Regions from separate parts of the Homo sapiens genome. Here region 1 is linked to region 2. A link is a contact called in ENCODE Hi-C or POLR2A ChIA-PET data. All regions are on one chromosome and are shown on one strand. The core of a region is the stretch at or near the end of the contact, and the rest is flanking DNA. Distances in the headings are between cores, read along the strand shown.

Region 1 (5,296 bases), core at 1,721-4,220, 43 kb before region 2:
ACCTCCTCTGTAACTTGGAAACAGCTTTCTGCTGAAAGCCTGGAAGCCCCTCATCACACACATGCAGGCCCTGGCCAGGCCAGATGTCCAGCAACAGGAAGGTGGAGGGAGAAGCTGTGGTGCATCCACGAGTGGGAACACTGCTGGCAGCGAGCAGCAGGCGCCTCGCCCACACGAAGCACAGCTGTTGACGCTGAGCTCGGGGGACGGAGCAGGCAAAGATGTGCGGACAGGAAATGGATTGGCAGCTGCCAGGGGCTGGGGGTCGAGGGGAATGCGGAGCTTCCTTATGGGGTGATGAGAAGTCCTAAAATTGATTGTGTTGATGGTCACACAACTCTGTGAACAGACTAAAAACCACTGAATCGTACACTTTAAATGGGTGAATTTAATGGCATATGAGTTATATATCCATAAAGCTGTTTTTAAAAAGAAGGTTGACACAAAAGTGTATGTATGATATGGTTCCATTTATATCAAGTTCTAGGACAGGCAAAAGTAATCTATGATAATAGAAGTTAAACAGTTGGGGCGGGGCAGATTGGCTGGAGACGGTGATAGAAATGTTCTTTGTGTTTTTAGTGGCGCTTACTTGGGTATATGCAGTTGTCAAAACTCATCAAACTGGGAAAAAATGCATTCTAATTTAAAAAAAAAAACACATGGGCACTTATGTCTTCCCTTTTTTTTCTTTTGCTACGATTTGAAAAAGGCTATTTTTCTTTTCTGTTTTTCTCAGTTAATGGTTCTAAAGTGATTTCTTTGCTGGGTTATCTCCCCTTAACTCCCTCTCCATTGACAAGGATCCCAGCCAGCCCTCACCCCACCCCCACCAGCTAGCAGCTCCACCACACCTGTGGCCAGCTCGCCTTGGGAAACCACCCATGCCATCATCGTGCATATGATCTAATGGCTTTAGAGAACTAGGAACAGAGTTATTCCCCAACAAACTGACTGGGAACCTGTTCTGATGAGTATTTTAATTTGTGTGATAAACAATCATTTTGAGAGGCTGGGGTTTGCCATTTCCCCTTCCAAGAGGAAGTGCCTTTACGCATTTGAAACTTGACATGCCATGAAGGTATTTTTGGAGGGCAGGGGACATTTGGGAAGTCATGCAGATTACCTAAGGCAAGTGATACTTGCGTTTATGGTGCGTGGGGAATCTGTAGGCACAGAAATGAGACTCAGCAGCAGAGGACAGACAGCACCTGCCTGCCTTCTGGTGGAAACTCAGTGGTGACGGGAGCTTTGCTCATTGCCTTTTTCTTGTGGGGGTAGGAGCTGGTCAGGCTCACCATCGAGAAGCAGGGACGTCCGTCTCCGACGAGCCCCGTGAAGCCCAGTTCCCCTGCCAGCAAGCCTGATGGGTAGGTGCTGACTAACCCTCGTGTCGCGGGTGTCACGCTCAGTGGCAAAGTCTGCACTTGACAAGGATAGGGCCCGGTGGGGTGGGCAGCATGAGGGTGGGCTGCTGGAGGCCCATATTCCTTTTTCAGTGGTTAGCAGTGTGTGTATATTTCACACAGGCTTGAAGTATTGCCCTGTCTCAAGTTTACCCTTCAGCATGACTGTTTCCAAGGATCTTCTGTGAGCGCATCCAGTGACACATACCAGTGCTTTTCCTGGGCAGCTTCGTTTCATAATGACAAAGAACTTTTAAAGGCTTGGGTTTGGGTGCTTTGACTTGAGAGCACTCTTGTTTGATCAAGAGTAAACTGAGGATGACATGGATGGTTGTAAAGGTTTATATTCATCTCTACTCCAAGCTCCTGGTAAAAATATAAAACATAAATTTGGAGCTTTTTTTTTTGTTTTTGAGACAGAGTCTCTGTGGCTCAGGCTGGAGTGCAGTGGTGCGATCTGGGCTCATTGCAGCCTCCTCCTCTCAGATTAGAGCAATTCTCTTGCCTCAGCCTTTCAAGTAGTTGGGACTACAGGTGCACGCCACCATGCCCAGCTAATTTTTGTATTTTTAGTAGAGACAGGGTTTCACCATCTTGGCCAAGCTGGTCTCAAACTCCTAACCTCAAGTGATCTGCCCGCCTTGACCTCCCAAAGTGCTGGGATTATAGGTGTGAGCCACTGCGCCCGGCCTGGAGCATTTTAGAGAACCCTTAGATCATTTTCAGATGAGGAAATTGAGGTGCAAAGTTGGGGGCACAGCCAAGCTCCAGTAGCTCATTAGCAACCAAACCAGAACCCCAGGGTTCTATATCCAGGGAGCCTGCTCTTCAGCCCCACCTCACCCACTGTGTTCTTCCTGGTCACGTCCTCACCCTCTCAGGGCCTGTGTGTGCTCTGTCCCGCCTTTGACCTTCTGTAACCCCAAGTTCTTCCCAATTCTCCAGCCCAGCAGAGCTCCCCCTGACAGACCGCGAGGTAGAGATCCTAAACAAGACGACTGGGATGTCACAGTCAACTGAGCTCCTCCCAGATGCCACGGATGAAGAGGTCGCGCCCCCCAAGCCTCCTCTGCCTGGCATTCGGGTGGTTGATAATAGGTAATTACCTTCCTATTTGTCCAGTGCCTCCCATGGCAGAATGAGAAAGAAAGGGAGGAAGACAGGGCTCGGGCCCTTTCCCCTCAGCGCTGAGGGCTTGGCCCCCCTTGGGAGGCTGACTCTGGAGCTGTCCCCACCCCGCCGGCCCTCGCTGGCCACCCTGAGCTCTCCTGAAGGCCTCCTTGTGCCCTCAGCCCAGGGAGACATGGTATGATTTATTATGAAAGAAAAAGAAAGGGTTGTTCTTTTTTGTTCATTTGGTATTTACAGGTTTTATTTTGGCGGAGGGGAGTAGGCAGGAGTTGAAGTGTGAACATTGGGTGTGGAGAGTCTAGTAATGAAAGAACCCCACATCCTGTACCCCAATATCACGCTGAAGAGCTTTGGTGAGTGTGGTTTGGTCTGCCTGGACGTTTCGGTCTGTTTCAGTCCTCCACCAGCATTGCCACCCAAGAAAAGACAGTCGGCGCCGTCCCCTACCCGAGTGGCTGTGGTGGCCCCCATGAGCCGAGCCACCAGTGGCTCCAGTTTGCCTGTTGGAATCAATAGGCAGGTAATGCAGCCCCTGTTCCCTGCATGGGAAGGCAGGGAGGGGGTGGGGGGCTCAGGGATGTGGCTCCTGAAGCTGAAAGAAACCCATGGTCTTCAGGCGCTGGTGTTTGTCACATCGAGGAGTGCGAGACCTTGTACCCATCCCTCTCTCTCCAGGACACGGTCCAAGTTCCCATATGGGGATAAGGGTCAGGGCAGGGAGGGCAGAGCCAAAGGGCGTCTCCTGGGGATAGGTGAGTCCAGCCCCAGGGCCCTCCCTGGCCACACCCCCCACAAACTCCAGATGGCTGCTTCTCAGCTGTATGTGTCCTTCGACTACTGACGTCAGAGGTGGTTTCTGAGTTCGCCTGGCAGTATTTCCTTCTCTAAGTAAATGCACCGGTTGCCTCACCCCTGGTCTGTGCCACCGTTTCTCAGAAGTGATTTGGCTTTGTTTTTCTTTTTCCACTTGAGGATTTTGATGTTGACTGTTACGCACAGAGGCGACTGTCAGGAGGCAGCCACTCATATGGTGGAGAGTCGCCCCGCCTCTCCCCCTGCAGCAGCATAGGCAAGCTCAGCAAGTCAGACGAGCAGCTGTCCTCTCTGGACAGGGACAGTGGGCAGTGCTCCCGGAACACAAGCTGTGAAACACTAGGTGAGCCGCCACCATCCTCCTGTTCCATCGTGTCTCGGTGGCTTCTCTGGGGCCATTACAGTCCTGGGTGGGAGTCCCAGGTCATGCAATCATTGACTACGTGGCTTTGGCTGACTTGTTTAAAATCTGAGCCTCAGCTTCCTCATCTGCAAAATATGGATAACAGTATCTGCCTCCCAAGGAAGTTGAGCATGTAAATGAAATCACAATGTAAAACCACAGCCTAGATATTCAAGCGGTGACTGTTAGTTCATCTGTCAGTGAGTAATTTGACTCTCTTTACCAAAATTAAGAGCCATTTGTGTTGAGAGCTTTAAACAAAGGGGTGGGGGTCCTGACAACACTTGACAGAGGCTGAAGGGGAGGGAGCCGCGCGAGCCGGCCTTCTCGTTAGTCAGTGCTGAATGTGTACTGTGCGGGCCCCTCCGAGTCTGCTGGGCAGGGGGCTTAGAGAGCAGGAAGCTGTTCGTATCCTGTGAACTAGATATTTTCACTTCTGAGAATGTATCCTAGGAGCATAATCAGTGATTAATAGCAAGATTTTCATTGGTAGGAAATCAGATGAATTATGGTACATTCATTTGCTGGAATAATCTGTAGCTATTAAAAATCACTCATATTGATAACTAGAAAAAGTACAGGACCATTTACATAGTATTCTCAATTGTTTCTTTTTTTTTTTTTTTTTTTTTTTTTTTTGAGACAGAGCCTCACTCTGTCACCCAGGCTGGAGTGTAGTGACATGATCTGGGCTCACTGCAACCTCCGCCTCCCGGGTTCAAGTGATTCTCCTGCCTCAGCCTCCCAAGCAGCTGGGATTACAGGTGTGTGCCACCACGCCCGGCTAATTTTTTTGTCTTTTTAGTAGAGACGGGATTTCACCATGTTGACCAGGCTGGTCTTGAACTCTAGGTGATCTGCCCACCTCAGCCTCCCAAAGTGGGCCAGCGTGCCCAGCCAATTTTTGTATTTTTAGTAGAGACGGGGTTTTGCCACATTGGCCAGGCTGGTATTGAACTCCTGGCCTCAACTGATCGGCCCGCCTCGGCCTCACAGAGTGCTGGGATTACAGGCGTGAGCCACCGCGTGGCCCTCAGTTAGGCTTTTTCAAAAAGGAATTGTATAGGCAAAAAAGTCATTTAAGGAAATACTTCAAAATGTAAATAGAAAGTACAGTTAGATTATGGTACTGTGGGTGATTTTTATTTTCTTGATGTAATTTGCCACAGTTTCCGTAATGGTTGTGTATTTTTTTTTTAAATAAGAAATGTAAAAAATAAAAGTATAGCAAACAGCCATATTCCCATCTGGTTTGCTTTTATAATCAGGGAGAAGAATGAAGAATATAACATGTGAATATAAAATAAGCCCTGGAGACAGGTCTTTGTCACACACCCATGAGCGAGCCGGCGAGAGGCGGGCGGGGGGAGCTGGCTGCTCCTGCAGGGCCTGTGGCTAACGGGTCTCTTTTTCCCCTGTTGTAACTGCAGACCACTATGATCCCGACTATGAATTCCTCCAGCAAGACCTCTCTAACGCAGACCAGATACCTCAGCAGACGGCCTGGAACCTTAGCCCGTTGCCAGAGTCTTTGGGGGAGTCT
Region 2 (5,409 bases), core at 232-2,731:
AGTCTCGCTCTGCAGGGGTGTGTGTGTGTGTGTGTGTGTGTGTGTTTGAGACGGAGTCTCACTCTGCAGGTGTGTGTGTGTGTGTGTGTTTGAGACGGAGTCTCGCTCTGCAGGTGTGTGTGTGTGTGTTTGAGACGGAGTCTCGCTCTGCAGGTGTGTGTGTGTGTTTGAGACGGAGTCTCGCTCTGCAGGTGTGTGTGTGTGTGTGTGTGTGTTTGAGACGGAGTCTCGCTCTGCAGGTGTGTGTGTGTGTGTGTGTGTTTGACGGAGTCTCGCTCTGCAGGTGTGTGTGTGAGACGGAGTCTCGCTCTGCAGGTGTGTGTGTGAGACGGAGTCTCGCTCTGCAGGTGTGTGTGTGTGTTTGAGACGGAGTCTCACTCTGCAGGGGTGTGTGTGTGTGTGTGTGTTTGAGACGGAGTCTCTGCAGGTGTGTGTGTGTGTGTGTGTTTGAGACGGAGTCTCGCTCTGCAGGTGTGTGTGTGTGTGTTTGAGACGGAGTCTCGCTCTGCAGGTGTGTGTGTGTGTGTGTGTTTGACGGAGTCTCGCTCTGCAGGTGTGTGTGTGTGTGTTTGAGACGGAGTCTCGCTCTGCAGGTGTGTGTGTGTGTGTGTGTTTGAGACGGAGTCTCGCTCTGCAGGTGTGTGTGTGTGTGTGTTTGAGACGGAGTCTCGCTCTGCAGGTGGGTGTGTGTGTGTGTGTGTGTTTGAGACGGAGTCTTGCTCTGCAGGTGTGTGTGTGTGTGTGTGTTTGAGACGGAGTCTGGCTCTGCAGGTGTGTGTGTGTGTGTGTGTGTGTGTGTTTGAGACAGAGTCTTGCTCTGCAGGTGTGTGTGTGTGTGTGTGCGTGCGTGTGTGTGTGTTTGAGACGGAGTCTGGCTCTGCCGCCCAGGCTGGAGTGCAGTGGCGCAATCTCGGCTCACTGCAAGCTCTGGCTCCCCTCAAGCTCCACCTCCCGGGTTCACGCCATTCTCCTGCCTCAGCCTCCAGAGTAGCTGGGACTACAGGTGCTCGCCACCACACCCAGCTAATTTTTTGTATTTTTAGTAGAGACAGGGTTTCACCGTGTTAGCCAGGGTGGTCTCAACCTCCTGGCCTCGTGATCCACCCACCTCAGCCTCCCAAAGTGCTGGGATTACAGGCATGAGCCACCGCTCCCAGCCTAGTCTTTAATTCTTAAAGCAAAATGAATCCCAGTAATGTGTTTATAAACCAGAGCTCTTGTCTCTTCAAGAGGCGACAAAGCCCCCATAGCAGCTCAGCATCAGGCAGGACCCCCTAGAGCTCAGCAGCTGTGCCACCCCCACCCACCCACTGTTGCCTCCAGGAGAATGTCTGATGTGTTTTAAAGGCCCCGAGATCATCTCCCGTTTGCCTATCTTCCTCCCCACAGAAGCACTCCATCCTGGGGAAAAGCATGTTTAGCTATGGCAGTCCAGCGTAGGGTTTTGCCCAACAGGATGTGGTTTCTAAAGCAGACGGAAGCTGCACACAAGGCCCCAAGCCTGGCTTCTGACACCAGCCTCTGGCTGGGTGCAAGAAGCTCAGGGGCACACTCCACAGGGCCTGGCTGCACAGAGGTGCGAGTGCAGTGGCTCACATCTATAATCCCAGGACTTTGGGAGGCCGAGGCAGGAGGGTCACTTGAGCGCAGGAGTTCGAGACCAGCCTGGACAACATAGAGAGACGCCCCCCCCCTACAAAAAATTAAAATTAGCCAAGAGCAGTGGTGCACACCTATAGTCCCAGCTACTCGGGAAGCTGGGGCAGAAGGATCAGTTGAGAACAGGAGTTCAAGACTACAGTGAGATATACTCACAGCACTGGGTGACAGATCAAGACCCTGTCTCTTAAATAAAAAAGAAGAACCAGCAGTGCAAAGTGCGGCACCACCTCCAAGTGACCCTGGTAGTGGCCCCTGTGAACCACAGGAAATTGAGGCCAGGGTGACATCCCTGCTGCATTTATCACACAGATGAGACTGGCCTTTGGCTTTGGTCTCGGCTTTGGTTGCTACTAAGGTTCTGAGAGTTTCCTTCCCTCGTGGCTGCCCAAGGTGACCTCTTACCTCACGTGCTAGCGGGTCTCCCCGAGCCAGTCCTGCATCACACAAGGAACTTGCCCAGCCCCCTGGTACTTGGGGCCCATGCTTGTCAGGAAAGGCTCTGCTTTCATCCTCCCATGCTCCACCTGCAGATTCGAAGCCCCCTTTGGGCCTTCACCAGATTTCCTTATGGTCACCAGATTTATTGTCACCAGATTTCCTTGTGCCTCTGTCCCAGGATGTTATGAGCTCCTGGAGAGCAGAAACTAGATCTATGCCTGGGGCAGGCTGCAGGTATTCAGTAGGGGTGGGCTCGTGGCCACTGGCATGGGGGTCGTACAGGTCCTGTCTCCACCAGGACCCCTGGGACCTGCAGGGACTTGTCAACTCAGCTGTTTCTTTTTCCCTTGGTCCATGCAGGGTCCGGTCCATAATCATGTTACAGGAAAAGGCCCAGGACAGGGAACGGCTGCTCTTGAAGTTCATCAAGATCATGAAGGTAATGGTGGCCAAGTCCTTCCCAGGCCCCCATCATCAGTCCCTGCTCTGGGAGCCCGGGACCCGCCTGCCCTCCTGCCTCACGGCACCGCCCCTCTCTCGGCAGCACTTGCGGAAGCTGAATAACTTCAACTCCTACTTGGCCATCCTCTCTGCCCTGGACTCGGCGCCCATCCGCAGGCTGGAGTGGCAGAAGCAGACTTCAGAGGTGAGTGGCCTTGGGGCGTGGGCGGGAGGGTGGCTGGTAAGGGGGGCCGCCCAGCCCTCAGGCGACTAGCTGTGGCAGAAAGTGCTCCCACTGGAGCAAATGCTGGGCCTAGGCCCCTGCTCTGCCACCGACATGCTGTGTGACCAGAACAGCTGCCCTCCCGCCTTCCTGTCTCTGATCCCCAATCTTCAGGCCCCCGGGAGCTTCGAGGTTGGTTCTGGGGTGGTCACATCCCGGTGTTCTGCTGCCACCCAGCAGGCCCATCCCTGGGTTCCCGCCTCCCCCGCCCGCCCTCAGCCCGTTCTTCTGAAGGGTCTGCTTCGGGCCGGGCACTGCGGTAGGTGCTGGGGACGCACTGTGAACAGCCCAACATGATGTTGGGTGAGTTTCTGCTAGATAAGCACTAAAAGAAGAAGGGTGGGCAGGTGGGCCAGCCCAGAGGAAGTGTCACTCATGCCACCATCTGCAGAGGAGGAGGAGTTTCCTGGGAAGGGAAGAGAATCAAAGGGGACAAAGGAGTGCACAGCCAGGAGCAGGTGGGGGTCAGCACCTCCAGGGACAGGAGGAGGCCAGGGGACCACATCCCGGGAGAAGGGGACCAGTTCTAGGTCATGAGAGCCTCAGGAGCCTGGTGAGGAGTTGGACCTTTATCCTGTGTAGGGAAATAATATTGCAAATGGGGGCAAAACCCATGGCTTTTGAGTGTCAGCCAGGCCACCCAGGGGTCATGTCAGGGACCCAAGTTCAGCCAGGCCACCCAGGGATTGTGTCAGGGACCTGAGTGTGACCAGACCACCCAGAGGTCATGTCAGGAACCCGAGCGTCAGCCAGGCCACCTGGGGGTCGTGTCAGGAACCCGAGTGTGACCCAGGCCACCCAGGGGTCATGTCAGAGACCCGGGTGTCAGCCAGGCCACCCAGGGTCTTCTTGTTCAAGCCCATGTTCAGGGATGGTTGTAAGCTAGTGTATGGGGAGAGGTGGGAAATTCACACGGCCTCTGCATGGGGGGTCCTCAGGAGGCAGCACTTCAGGGAGAGGCACGTAACAGGAGAAGAGGCAGGAGAGGGGCCTTCTGAGTGGGGCAGGGCTGGCTGAGTCTCCTAGGTGGGAGCCCCCCACCCCTGCAGGAGAGAAGCCACCCAGCCCTGGGGAGGGCGAGGTCACATGCTATCTTTAGTTGGTCCTCCCTGAGTACAGGGCAGAGCAAAGGCAGCTCCGAGTCAGGAGTGACGCCACTCAGTGTGTGCCTGGGAAGCTCCTCTGGCTGCACCGCCGAACAGGGCCAGGCAGGAGCCCATCTTCCGGGATGTCGTATACACACAAGCGCTGGCTGCCCAGGCACAATGAGTACTGTGGGGTGTTTCTCCACAAAACGGCCTGAAGTCCCCTGTGACCAGGGGTTGGGCTGACACTCGTTGAAAAGGACAGAATCCCTGCTGGCCAGGGCCAGGACCCACACCTGGCTGGGTGTTTGTGCGTAGTGGGACCTGTGGAGTTGGGCAGAGGGTGGTTGACCCTCCAGTTAGTGAGGAGGACCAGGGCTCTGCCCCAGCATTGCCCCAGCACTCGCTCACCCCTGTCCGGTCCTGTCCTGTCCTGTCCTGCCAGGGCCTGGCCGAGTACTGCACACTGATCGACAGCTCGTCCTCCTTCCGAGCCTACCGGGCCGCCCTCTCGGAGGTGGAACCGCCGTGCATCCCGTACCTGTGAGTAGCAGCCCCTCCAGGCCCCCAGCCCCGCCTGGGTTTGCCTCCATTGCTCTGGGGAAGATCTGTCAGGCTCCAGCAGAGAAATCTTAATTTAGGGGTTTCTAACGGAGACATTTGTACTTGGTTTTACTTAAGGTTCTTGTAATACAGTTATAATGCATAATATACAATACATATATATAATATAATATATAATGCTTCTTATAATACAGTTTAAACAGAAAAGAAGCGCTCAGGTGAAGAATACGGGTTCTCCTTTCCCAGCCCCCAGCCCCACTCTCATTTCCTTCTGTAGCCTGCCCGTGAGCATGTGCAGCCATGCTTGTGACAGATGTATGGCTCCTCTCCCCACACATGGCATCACACAGTATTCCAGTGTCCTCACACGTGGCTGCGCATTAGAACAACCTGAGGATGCACGGCCACCCAGGGACCTTGAGAGCCTTGGTGTAAAGAAGTTCAGAAAGTGCTTCCTGAGCGTGGACCATGGGCGAGAGGAAATATGTGTTTCATAGAAAAGGGACGTAGCGGAATAACCAAAACCAAACAAGTGTCTGTTGCAGGACTTACGAGAGCCTTTAGTATATACTAGTAGACACTGAGAATCTCCAAGAGACCAAAAGCGCAGCAGCATCCCAGTGCTGAGTGTTCAATGGCACATCCTATAGGGTTACTGCAGGGCTGCCCTCGAGGCCTCAACCCTCAGAGATACAAATCCCCAGGCTTCCTGCTCTGAGCACTAACAGTCTTTCCCACTGTGGCTCTACATCTGCTCCCTCAAGCTGAGTTCTCCCTGAGTGGAGGAACTGCCCCTGTCTTTCTCATCTGGCCTTAAGTCCTCTGCAGTCAGAAGCACCTATTAAGTTACTACACCTTGTTTGTTTCTTTGTTTCTTTGTTTGTGATGGAGTCTCACTCTGTCACCCAGGCTGGTATGCAGTGGCATGATCTTGGC

Evidence for each region. A loop is a pair of places that touch in the nucleus more often than their neighbours do. ChIA-PET counts read pairs that join two places held with the same protein, here RNA polymerase II (POLR2A). Pooled maps may share reads with other maps.
Region 1: a map of natural killer cell shows a loop between it and region 2 (4-fold over the local background). The contact joins two enhancer-like sites. A Hi-C loop is called at or near these places in 10 of 168 maps with a recorded cell type or tissue (B cell, CD14-positive monocyte, CD4-positive, alpha-beta memory T cell and 7 more), 6 of 37 single-sample maps with no recorded cell type and 16 of 50 pooled maps. POLR2A ChIA-PET finds 5 or more read pairs at or near these places in 6 of 52 experiments (CD4-positive, alpha-beta memory T cell, H1, K562 and 3 more).

What each region holds. Positions count from the first base shown.
Region 1 is chr9:131,626,310-131,631,605 of GRCh38, reverse strand. RAPGEF1 (Rap guanine nucleotide exchange factor 1) reads left to right here. Exons shown (of 27, transcript NM_001377935.1): 6 at 1,282-1,370; 7 at 2,352-2,504; 8 at 2,934-3,057; 9 at 3,510-3,693; 10 at 5,184-5,296. Among named protein-coding and RNA genes, the nearest start is that of PRRT1B, 83 kb to the right of the region's middle. RefSeq lists enhancers at 2,074-2,823, 3,303-3,352. Within about 2 kb of position 2,970, at least 22 of the 41 ENCODE cell types and tissues checked have a DNase peak (open chromatin) inside an H3K27ac peak, as active enhancers do; they include B cell, CD14-positive monocyte, CD8-positive, alpha-beta T cell and 1 more, where a contact is called at or near this core.
Region 2 is chr9:131,581,648-131,587,056 of GRCh38, reverse strand. RAPGEF1 (Rap guanine nucleotide exchange factor 1) reads left to right here. Exons shown (of 27, transcript NM_001377935.1): 23 at 2,461-2,539; 24 at 2,645-2,746; 25 at 4,355-4,452. Among named protein-coding and RNA genes, the nearest start is that of PRRT1B, 39 kb to the right of the region's middle. Within about 2 kb of position 1,481, at least 7 of the 41 ENCODE cell types and tissues checked have a DNase peak (open chromatin) inside an H3K27ac peak, as active enhancers do; they include B cell, CD14-positive monocyte, CD8-positive, alpha-beta T cell and 1 more, where a contact is called at or near this core.